Regions from separate parts of the Homo sapiens genome. Here region 1 is linked to region 2. A link is a loop called in an ENCODE intact Hi-C map of the cell type or tissue named here. Cell type or tissue: heart right ventricle. All regions are shown on one strand. Links, peaks and the distances in the headings refer to the core of each region. The heading gives the core; the rest is flanking DNA.

The links. Peaks named below come from ENCODE experiments on the same cell type or tissue, not always from the same donor. Only the 100,000 strongest peaks of a DNase experiment are listed, where the experiment ranks them.
Region 1: it touches region 2 in a loop (2.6-fold over the local background); 1 of 110 quality-filtered maps calls a loop at or near these places.

What each region holds. Positions count from the first base shown.
Region 1 is chr13:33,023,513-33,028,898 of GRCh38, reverse strand. The region is part of intron 1 of KL (klotho); the gene reads right to left. Among named protein-coding and RNA genes, the nearest start is that of KL, 9.8 kb to the right of the region's middle. In heart right ventricle, for the core only: no CTCF peak of the experiment used is centred there; a DNase peak (open chromatin) is centred at 2,187.
Region 2 is chr13:33,309,725-33,315,110 of GRCh38, reverse strand. It overlaps a transcript of STARD13 not described here. Among named protein-coding and RNA genes, the nearest start is that of LINC02344, 23 kb to the left of the region's middle. In heart right ventricle, for the core only: a CTCF peak has its summit at 2,787; no DNase peak of the experiment used is centred there; H3K27ac peaks cover 451 bases.

The DNA.
Region 1 (5,386 bases), core at 146-5,145, 290 kb after region 2:
GATAAGGGTTTAGCTCTCTTACACAGGCAATTTAGTTATACAATAGTTTTGGGTTTAACCGACATTTGGTATTGACATTATTCTGCCAACATGAATATCATTCACAGCTGGACCTTGTAATGTAGTAAGTAAGACTGTTTTCCTTCTTATTTTTGTTTTCTTTGAAGTTCATAATTGCATTGCTTTTTGATTGGCTCTGTTTTCTTTGGGACTGTGGCTAATTCTTCCCTCAATTTCCAATAGCCTCTCAGCAGAAACTTCCCCAGGGAAGTCACATGAGCCTCCAATATTTTGGGGGGACACACTTCTGGAATCTCCCCCATTCTGCACTGGCTGATCTTAGTCTGCTGCACATCTGACATCATGGGTCTACAGTTCATCATCCTTTTCCTGGGTTAGACCTGCCCTTTCATAGATCCCATGTCTTCCTCCTTGTCTTCCTCATGTTATGTGGCGGTTACCCTCCAATAACTTCCTGAGAAAGGGTTTATGGAAGATTTATTTTTTGGGACTTTGACTCTCATGAATGATTGACAGTTTAGATAAGTATCAAATTCTAGGCTGGAAATAATTTTCATTCCCTTCTCTGAAGGGCACTCCTCACTAGTCTTTGTGATGGCCAAGAAATGCACTGCTCAGTGTTCCTGCTATAAGGAGCACAGTTGACTGAGGCCATCAGTTGCTACCCCTTTGAATCTGCCATTGCAGTTGATCCTAAGATCATGATTCTCATCGGCTACTCCCAGATGACTAAACATGGCAGGGGAACTAATGCAGGCCCATTTCAGCAAGATGTGGACTCCGCCAATGGGCAACATTGGCTCAAGGCGTCCCCATCAGCCTATGCCTGGGTTGTTCTGAGACCCACAGTGCCAACTGAAACTCTTCCCAGCCCATCCTTCTCCCTGCCCACTCTCCTTCATAGTTGTTGGACACACATCATGATCCAAAGGTTCAATGCCTCCCCTAGCTCCTTCCCCTTTATCCTTCACAATTCTTTCCCCAATAAATTTCTTGTACATCTAATCCTATCTTGACATTTACTTCTTTCAGGACTCAAACTAACACAAGAGGGGTTGGGGAACCAGCTCATTCACTTTCTGGAAAGCAAAGAGAATGCCATTCTGAGTGTTGTGTAGGGGCAGATAGTCCCCTTGCACAAATGGTGCTTCAATTGCTAAATATTTCAACAGCAGTAACCTGGGAAATATCCTGGTGGAGAATGTCATTGTAGGTGCAATGATTTAGGCATTCCCTGCCTACAAGGAGATGGAATTGAATGCTTTCTGATATATTGTATTGAGACTCTACAGAGAGCTAATGAGAAACTGAGGGCCAATAACAAACAGTTAAAGGCTCAATATAAGAGCCACAGCCTTCTCTCCTACAGTGGAAGAGTAGAGAAACTTAGCAGCAGGCCTAGGACCTGATAGACTTGCAGAGATTTAGGGATGTTTAAATGCTCAGCCAAGGCAGATCAGTTATGCCAAGGTCAAGGCCCCGGTTGGGGAAACCTGGGAATATTTGGAGCTTACAGAGGTGGCCCATTCTTCCCTAGTAAGAGATAGCACTTCTTTATGCTGAAGAGGCCTCGTCCCTAAAAAGCAACAGGTGCACCCCTCAGGAGCTGACCCGGCACTAACGAGGATTAAATCCTAGTATAACCCACCTGGAGACAGCTGGGCCTGATAGAGAAGAAAAGATACTATATCCCAACATTGCTTCAAGATTGAGCATGCACTGCAAATCCTGAGGAGTAGCGCTGGGGTCCTTGACCAAGGAACTGGAACTTAACACAGGACAAGAAATAATTCATTATCTAGGGAACACTTTCTCCGGAAGTATGTTTTCACGATCCAGCAAGGACCCCAGGAGACGCGGTAAAGTTGCTGCTAGGGTGGCTCTGAGAAGCCTGTAAAAAGGGATGCCCAATGCTGAGCAGGCGGAAATGCCTGACATTGTTGCCCTAACAGCTGATAAAAGAATCAAGAAGCAGAGAGAAGCTGGCATGCAAGAACCAGTATATTATGTGAGGTCAAACAACCCACCAGAGGACAGTGTTTCCCAGAAGTCCCAAGTAGGGAGAAAGAGCATTCACTGCACCCTCAGGAATATGCTCATGGGGGTGCCAATCTCACTGAGACATTCAGTGGGGGCACCGCTCTCCAGGCCAGGGCTGCTGGTAGCAGAGGTGTCACAGAGCTGGGCTTGTTGCCACCCACGGGGATGGTCAGAAGTTGAAATTACAGAGGCCAGATAGTGAGTGGTGCTTAACTGCCAGAAGCCAGGGAGTTATAAAGATGGTTCATAGAGCATGGCTACATAAAAAGTGATGACCCCTTGTACAGTTCCCCGACTTAGCCAATTTTCCAAGCTATAATTCACTGACTGAAGAGGTGCCTAGGTCCCTAGGAGCCAGGACCCTGCAATAACACAGAGGTATGACCCCCCCACCCCATTCTTCCCATTCAATATGAAAATGCATGTCCTCCAGCTATAGGAAATTTTCTGGAATTACTTCATTGTTTCCTTTCCTTTTACGTCAGTTACCTATTGCTGTGAAATAGACCGCCCCCAATTTGGAGAATTGAACTAATAAGAATTTATTTTTTTCCTCTTGCTTCTGTGAGTTAATGGGGTTTGGCTGGGCAAATCCAGTCTTGAGTATGCAGCCAGGGAAGGGACACTGCAAGGGAAAAGGCACTGGCAGGGAGAATGAAGGACAGAGGCTAGAGAGAGCCCAGTCCCACCCATGAACTATACAGTAATCTTTACATACTTTTTACATACTTATTCATACAGAAGAGACATAACATGGGCTGCCTTTTAATAATCATACATCAACATTTTAATAACCAATTAGTATTCCACTGTATAAGCGTACCAACATTCCTCTAACGGATTACCTTAACACATTTAGCTGATGTCCAGTTTTAAAGAATAAACCACCATCAGCGGTAAACTTCCTCTTATCTTTGCACATTGGAGATGAAATTTAATAAGATTGAAAGTTTGAAAATAAACTACCAAAGAGATGACAGGGATGTTTGGCTTCACAGCAATTCACAAGCTGGGGGGAAAAAACCTGAGAGGTTTTAGCTGACTGCAAACTAATTTGAGTCCGCGGTAAGGTGACAGCCAAAATTGTTAATGCAATCTTGGGCGGCATGAACAAAATTCAGTGTCTAACAAGAAATGTAATCGCTGAAGCCTACTCTGAACACCTGGGGCACTGCTTGGTTCTGCACAGCAAATGTTAAGAGAGGCCTTGGAAATTCCCAGGCTTTCTTCTTCAGCTCCTCATCCTTTCCCACCTGACGCTTCAGCCATTCAAAAGACCTCATGCTGTGGTGGGAATGGCCACACTGTCTCACCTGTACTGACTTTGCAAGGGATGTTTCCTAGAAAGGCACAATGCCCTTCTCACTTTGTGTGCCCAGCAAGCCAAGCCCAGCAGCAGGGCCCACTACCTATTTTTGTAAATAAAGTTTTATTGAAACACAGCTGTGCCCATTCATTAACACATTGCCCATGGCTGCATTCATGCTGCAACCACAGAACTGTGTAATAGTTGCAACAGACACTGTAGGATCTGCAAAGTCCAAAACTTAGCCCTCTACAGAAAAAGATTGCCAGCCTCTGATCTTACAAGTATTGCTTTCCCTGACTGCTCCCGTACTACCTCCCCAAAACGCTAACCTATCTCTCCTTTCTTGAAATAGGTTCCTAAGCAAGTACTTATTTCTCTTAAGGCATTTATACATTTTACTGTAATTATTTGACAATTACCTCTCCCCTACTAATCTGTGACATGAGGGCAGGAATCTTACCTTATCCCTCTTTTCTGACAGTGCAGAAACTTGGAAATGGCAGCTCTGGCCAGGAAGGAGTAAAAAGGCCCCCTAGGTTAGGAGCCCCCTCACAGCCCATGCCAGATAGATAGGAGAAAACTGAATCTCTCGTGCAGCCCAAGCAGTATACCTTTGGTGAGCAATGTCCACGCTGAGTTGTGTTTGACTGCAGACAATTTCTGGGAGAATGTAGTTGAGTCGGGAGTGAGACGCCCCTACCACTGTCCCCGCACCTGTGCAGGGCTGGCATAAAGGCCTGATGGGAACAAGGGGACACAGGTCTCTATGGAAGAACTTGGGACACCGAAGAGAGGAAAAGGCAGAGGAAAGAGGACCACATGATGAGAAATCAAAGAGAAGAGAGGACAGGCGGGGAAGAGCAGCATCCCCAAGAGGCTCTGACAGGGCAACGGGCTTGCCTCCCATGCCCCCATCCTCCCCTGCAGCTTTGCAGCCGTCCTCTGGACCCTCACGAAAAGAGCCCTACAAATATGCCTCCTTTGGGAGCCAGGGCTCTGGACTCTCTACAGGGTCCGGCACAGGGAGAACTCCAACCACTCGTCCTCAGTCCTCTGCACCCATCAGCAGGACAATGGTGATGGATGATGAGACAGAGGCAGGTCCCACAGACAACCCTAAACCCTCCCCGCTGGGGAGATAGGTCGACTTTCCCCTCTCCTCTCCTCCACCTTATCCTGAAACGTCAGAAGACAGAGCCACCTGTTCAAAGGTTACATTCATATTCTCAGAATTCAACATTGCACCTGCCTGCCACAGGGTAAGCTCTCAAGAAATGTTCCTGACTAAATGTCCAGTCACCTCCATGTCTTCTTGGAGCAGACATTAGCATGAAGGAGAAAATTCTAGGAAGAACAAAACGTACTGGTCTTTTCAAATATGTGAAAGATGTCTTTTCAAATATGTGAAAGATGTCTTGTCAAAAAGTGACTTGCTTTATTCTTTGAGATTTAGGAAGGCAAAGAGACAGTCACGGAGGAGTCCTGTGCAGCAGCAGGTTCAATATGAAAGAGAAAATCAAGGGGGCAACTTGAGTGGAACTGAGTTCCTCCTGCTTCAAAGGGTCAAGCAAAAGCTAGCTGACCCCAGGAGAGCCACTGTAAGGAGTTCGTCCTGGAGAGAAGTGTAACCTGGGATTTTCCAAATTCCTTCTGATTCTAACATTCTAATTATCAAATAAAATGCACTTATAGATATGGAAATAACATTTGCTTAACCATTATATTTAAAATTAATGTACATCACTGCTTTCAGTTTGAGTATTTTATCAAGCTATAATGATACCGGTTCATGGATGACGTGACATCTGTACTTCAAACAAAAAATGTTAATAAAAAAATCTATTGAAACTGGGGCCACAAAAGTTCAATCAATATTTATCTTTGGTTTAGTCAATATATAAAGTTATATCAGTCATAAACTTTAGTATGTATCTTTTTACCACCAAGCTGGATCCAGAAAGATATTTGATAATGTGTTTTATGTAAAAATACGTTATTTCAAAAATGATTTGATAG
Region 2 (5,386 bases), core at 210-5,209:
CTTGACAAAGTATTTTGCAAAGTGTTTTCTGTTATTTCTCTCCAAGGATGTTACAGAGGACACACATCATCCAGATCTTATGTACATTATAACTTCCAATGAAAAAGTGCACTCTTCCTAACTTTTTTTTAAAAAAAGTGTTTGTGTGTCATTTGTTTTGGCTTTGTCTCATTCTATAACCTAAATAATTCTTAGTCAACCACATGTACTCTCCATAGATTATATTATCAGGTACAGAGATTATAAAATACATCACTTCCAGTCTTAAGAACTTGATTGCTCATTATTAAATAGGTGGAATAAAGCACCAATGCAAGCTAGTACTGGGGAAGGAACCCAGCTGTGGTGTTCTAACAGACATGGGTTTGAATTCTGGCTCTACTGCTTAGTTTTCTGGTCATTTCTTTGTCTGTAGCATAGGGATAATAATACTGATCTCATTAGGTGCTCGGTTGTGTTATTGGTTGTTATAAGAATTAAATGAGACATTGGTTTCATTCACTTATCAAATATTTATGAAATGTCTGCTATATGCATAAAAATACTTAACAAAGAGCCTAGAATATGGTATTTAATCGCAGTTGCAATTATTTTGGCTTTTCTTCCATGTCTTGATTCAGATAACTGGCCTTCTGCTATAATCCCTTATGCCAAAGTCCTTATCCTGATAACACATCTAAGCATTTCGTCATTGCCCATGACATTCCTACCACCGTGGCTGTAGTCCTGCTCCAAATCACTATTGGTGCCCAGGAGTAACTGTTGACTCTTGCCTGCTTTGTCTGTTGCCCTTGAGTTAGCCATCACTGGGTTTTGCCCACTATGGAGTTTCTCTGATGCCACTATCTCTGCTGGACTTTGGGTACCTATCCAGTTCTTATCCCTCAGCTTGGGCTTGGCCTGACAGCTACCATAATTAGATTTGCTCTTATCTCATTCCTTGGAGAGGGGTCTCTCTCCAGGTGCCAGCCCTTACCGGTATTCCTCCTAATGTCACAGTTAACTATGCCACATCTAGCTCTAAGGATTCACGCACTGATGGCAGGGTTGACTTACTGATGGCAGTTACAGATGGCATGTGACCACAGCCATGTGTGTGATGGAGATACATGGAAAAGGATGAAAGTACCTAACTATCATATCAAAAATATAATTATAGAAAAGATGGAGATTAGCCCAAAGAAGGTCAGAGAGTATTTTAAGGGGGTGCAACATGGTATCTGTAAATGCTTGGGAAAAGACGATGATGAGTTGTTTTGCTAGGCAAAAGTAAGAGGTTTCAAAAAAGGTCAGGTAGCTATGAAGTCAGTCAGCTAAGGAGAGTTTAATGATTGCCCTAGAGTAAGAGGACTTGGATTAGAGTATTGGCTCTGCTATTTATTATCATTATGATCTTGGTCATTTCTAGTCTGTCAACATCAGTTGTATTACTCATTTAATAAAGTGAAGGAGTGGAATTGTGCTACATGCAGCTGAAAAACATCAGCTTGGGGTTCTGTGGGAGCCAACAAATTAGAGAAAGGTGGAGTTGGGACAAGTGGATTGTGGGATGCTTTCCAGAAAAGAGGATTCTCAAGAGAATGTTTAAATCTAGGTAGAAATTCACCAGAGAATGGAGAAAAGGGAAGATGCTCTGGCAAGGGTCAGCATCATATGCGAACTTTCAGGCATGAAAGATTAGCAAGTTGGAAGAGAAAGAATTAGGACCATGGATGCCAAATCAGGGTGGCTGAAGGACATACAAATGGAAATATTTAATGGGATTGGTGGCTTCTGCTTATTGAGTTCCTGTTAATTTTTAATTAATAAAGCAAGCATTAATTAATGCTACATTGTAATAAAATTTCCCCTTGGATAACACATTTTTTTCATTCCAAATATCCTGTTTACTAAAAGCAGATATCTACAGCAATGCACTCATGATAAATTTTAAAAATTCCCATCAGTAATACTTTAAATAATGTTTACTTTTACTGGATGCTTATACAATTTCTATTTGTGTGTGTCCCCAACAATCTACAGTCTTTCATATCCAACAGCAAAACTGGCCATTCTCTGAAGAGATTAAAAGCAAATTATGGGCTTGGATTCAGAACTTCAGTTCCGCTAACTAGGATCCAAATGTTCTGGAACTCATCACAGTTGGCTTAGAATTGTTATCACCTAGGAACAATGTTATTACTTAGGAAAAGAGTTCAAGTAGAACCCTGGTAAATCTGGCTCAACAAATGGACCGTGCTTTATGGAATTTTTGTTGTTTATTATTACAAATGTTGTTGTTACTTTGATCTGAATAAGATGTTCTAAAATAAAATTTGTCTCTGTGTCCAACAACAGGTCCTGGCATACTCAATCAGCAGAGTTTCTGTTTGTTTTGATTTGCAAAGGAAAGCCATGTTGCCACATGTCTACTCAAATAAATTACCACCACCATCTACACTGACTCATTTAGAAGGAGCAAGTCCACAAAGCAAAAATTATAATATATATTAGAAAGTATTCATGCCAAACACATTGAGAATGAACAAATGTCTCATTTTTCTCCTTGTTTTAATGATACCATCTTTTGACTTTTACCTGCATCCCGAGTCAAGCACAAATGTGGAAATGTAGAGTCACGCAAAATGAGAGGATGGGGGTGGGGTGAGGGCAGAAAAGGCCGGAGAAAAGGGGTGGAGCAGGAAAGGCATGGGTTAGTTTCTCTAGATAGGAATATAGGCACAAAACACCCCTGACAAGGGAATTTCAACTTGAAAGACTATCTTCCCCAGCTAGGTGGCATCTAGAACCCAGGATTGCCATTCAGAGAAAAGGAAAAAGAAAATAAGAGGAACAGGAACATAACGTTTTGTCCCTAGGACACAATGACTTGTTTCTCTTTAATAAATGCATGGGTTTAAATATGGAACCTTGTATTTTATAGTCAAAGCAAATGAAACCCTAAGATAAACAGTAAAAATGTTTGTTGATTACATGTTACTGCAGCTTTTATGTATATTGTGTAAAACAAAACATGGATATTTCATGAAATGCTTCAAGCACAACTTTCTAAGGAGAAACAACCATTTGTTCTGACACGAACTGCATATCCAATAGGTGACAAATCCTGTAGCATTAACTTTTTTTCTTATAGAAACAGCATTAAGTGTTTTTTGGGAAATGAAAGAATTACACTTTCCCTACCTCTCTGCCCCCTGCTTTAACATAGAACTTACTGGATAATCCACATGCAAGAAAAGCATCTCTTGCCTACCAAGGTGCTTCCCACCTATGCTGAGAAAGGACTTGGCCCTGCCCTTGGCCTCATCTTCTCTCACGGCTGCCTGCCTCCTCTGAGCCATGAGCTCTTGAATGTCTCAGCCTTTGTGCTTTCATCTCTGTATCCCAGAACCAAAAAGGAGCCCACTAAATATTCCGTTTTGACTCAATGAACAGAGAGATGGATAACTTCAGACTACAAGTGATGAAATACGTAAATAAGATTACAACTAAAATATATAGTTTACAAAGCACTTTTAATAATCTGATTTATACTCAAAATCATGGTATAAGGTAAACATCTCCTATCTGCATTTTGCAAATAAAGAAACAGAAGCTCAGAGAGATTAAGTAGGCTTCCCAAGAGCACAGCTGATGAAGTTGGCGAGTTGGGATTTGAACCCAGTTCTTTCCTAAAAATCCATGTCATATGCCATAAAATGATGTTTTGGTCAACAATGGACCACATATATGATAGTGTTTCCATAAGATTATAATGGAGCTGCCCTATACAGGTGCACTCTTTTTATCTTTTTATTTTTAGTTTTATTTTTTTGAGACAGGGTCTCACTCTGTTGCCCAGGCTGGAGTGCAGTGGTGCAATCATGACTCACAGCAGCCTTGACCTCTCTGGCTCAAGAGATCATCCCGCCTCAGCCTCCCGAGTAGCTGGGACCACAGGTGCATGCTACCACACCCAACTATTTTTTTTTTTTTTTTTTTAAGAAATGGTGTCTTATTATGTTGCCCAGGTGGGTCTCAAACTTCTGGGCTTAAGTGATCCTGCCTTGACCTTCCAAAGTGCTGGGATCAAAGGGGTGAGCGACCTCACCCAGCCTATCTTTTATACTGTATTTTTACTGTACCTTTTCTATGTCTAGATGGACTTAGATACACAAATACTTACCATTGGGTTACAGTTGCCTGCAGTATTCAGTACAGTAACATGCTGTGCAGGTTTGTAGCCTAGGAGCAATAGGCCATACCAGATAGCCTGGGTGTGTCATAGGTTCTACCATCTAGGTTTGTTTGCAAACTGTGATGCTCGCACAATGATGAAATTGCCTAAGGACACATTTCTCAGAACATGTCCCCATCATTAAGTGATGCATGACTACTTTCTACTACATCCTGCTGCCTCTGAGAAGTATTATACACAATGAGTAGAAGGTGAAAAGATTATATATTAAAATTCAATATATATATTGAATTTTATTCAAGGTGAATAAGAAAGCAGTCTGTTTTCAAAAAGTTCAGAATATTAATGATATTTCATGAATGCCCACATTCATTTAGTTTGTTATTTTTTTATAATAAAGGAGAAGAACCAGCAATGCAAGTTTTATATCGCAAGAGAGTTGGCAGTGTTTTATTAACCTTCCTGCTCAGTTGCCTTCAATGATATAATTACTGCTATTTATCAGTCTGTGCAGTTTTCCTGAATTACAGCCTAGAGTTGTGTAACTTTCACTTATAAAGAAGAAGGCTGGAGGGTGCAAAATATTCTATTATAATCCTATGAAAATATTTTGTAAAATATGTTTCCCTTTTGCAATCCCCTAATTATTTCTTTTCCTGCAGTCTTGTCTTAAACTCATTGACAGCCGGAAGAACCACCAGCACCTTTGCTAGCAAAGGGGGAATTAGGGCCATCAATGCATCCAGGAGGGTGTCAGCAACGTGGTCTCCCAAGAACCAAGTGAGCAACAGCTGCCTGCTGCCGTCTAACTTGCAGTTGAAAAGAACTCAGTGTGGCCCTGTATTCCTAACTATCCAAACACTGGGAAGAAGAAAGCCTTTGCAAGTCATTATTCTCTATATATACATCCACTTTCTTCTCTTAGGAGAGCATGATGTCAATAGACCCTACATAAAAGTTGTAAAAAATGAATCAGAGATAGATCATTCACAGAGCTAGATCTAGAAATGTGATTCCATATGAAGGAAAAACACACAGGAACAGGTGGGTCAGAGCTTAAGAACACATATTTTCCCCATCCCCAATCCCTCTCTTGGAGGTAAACCTTTGACTCAGAAGAGACTCTTTCTGTACCATACATTCATTCCCAGTGGAGATTATCAGTATTTCCTGCTGTCTTTTCTGCTATAATATTATGTGCAGTCTAAG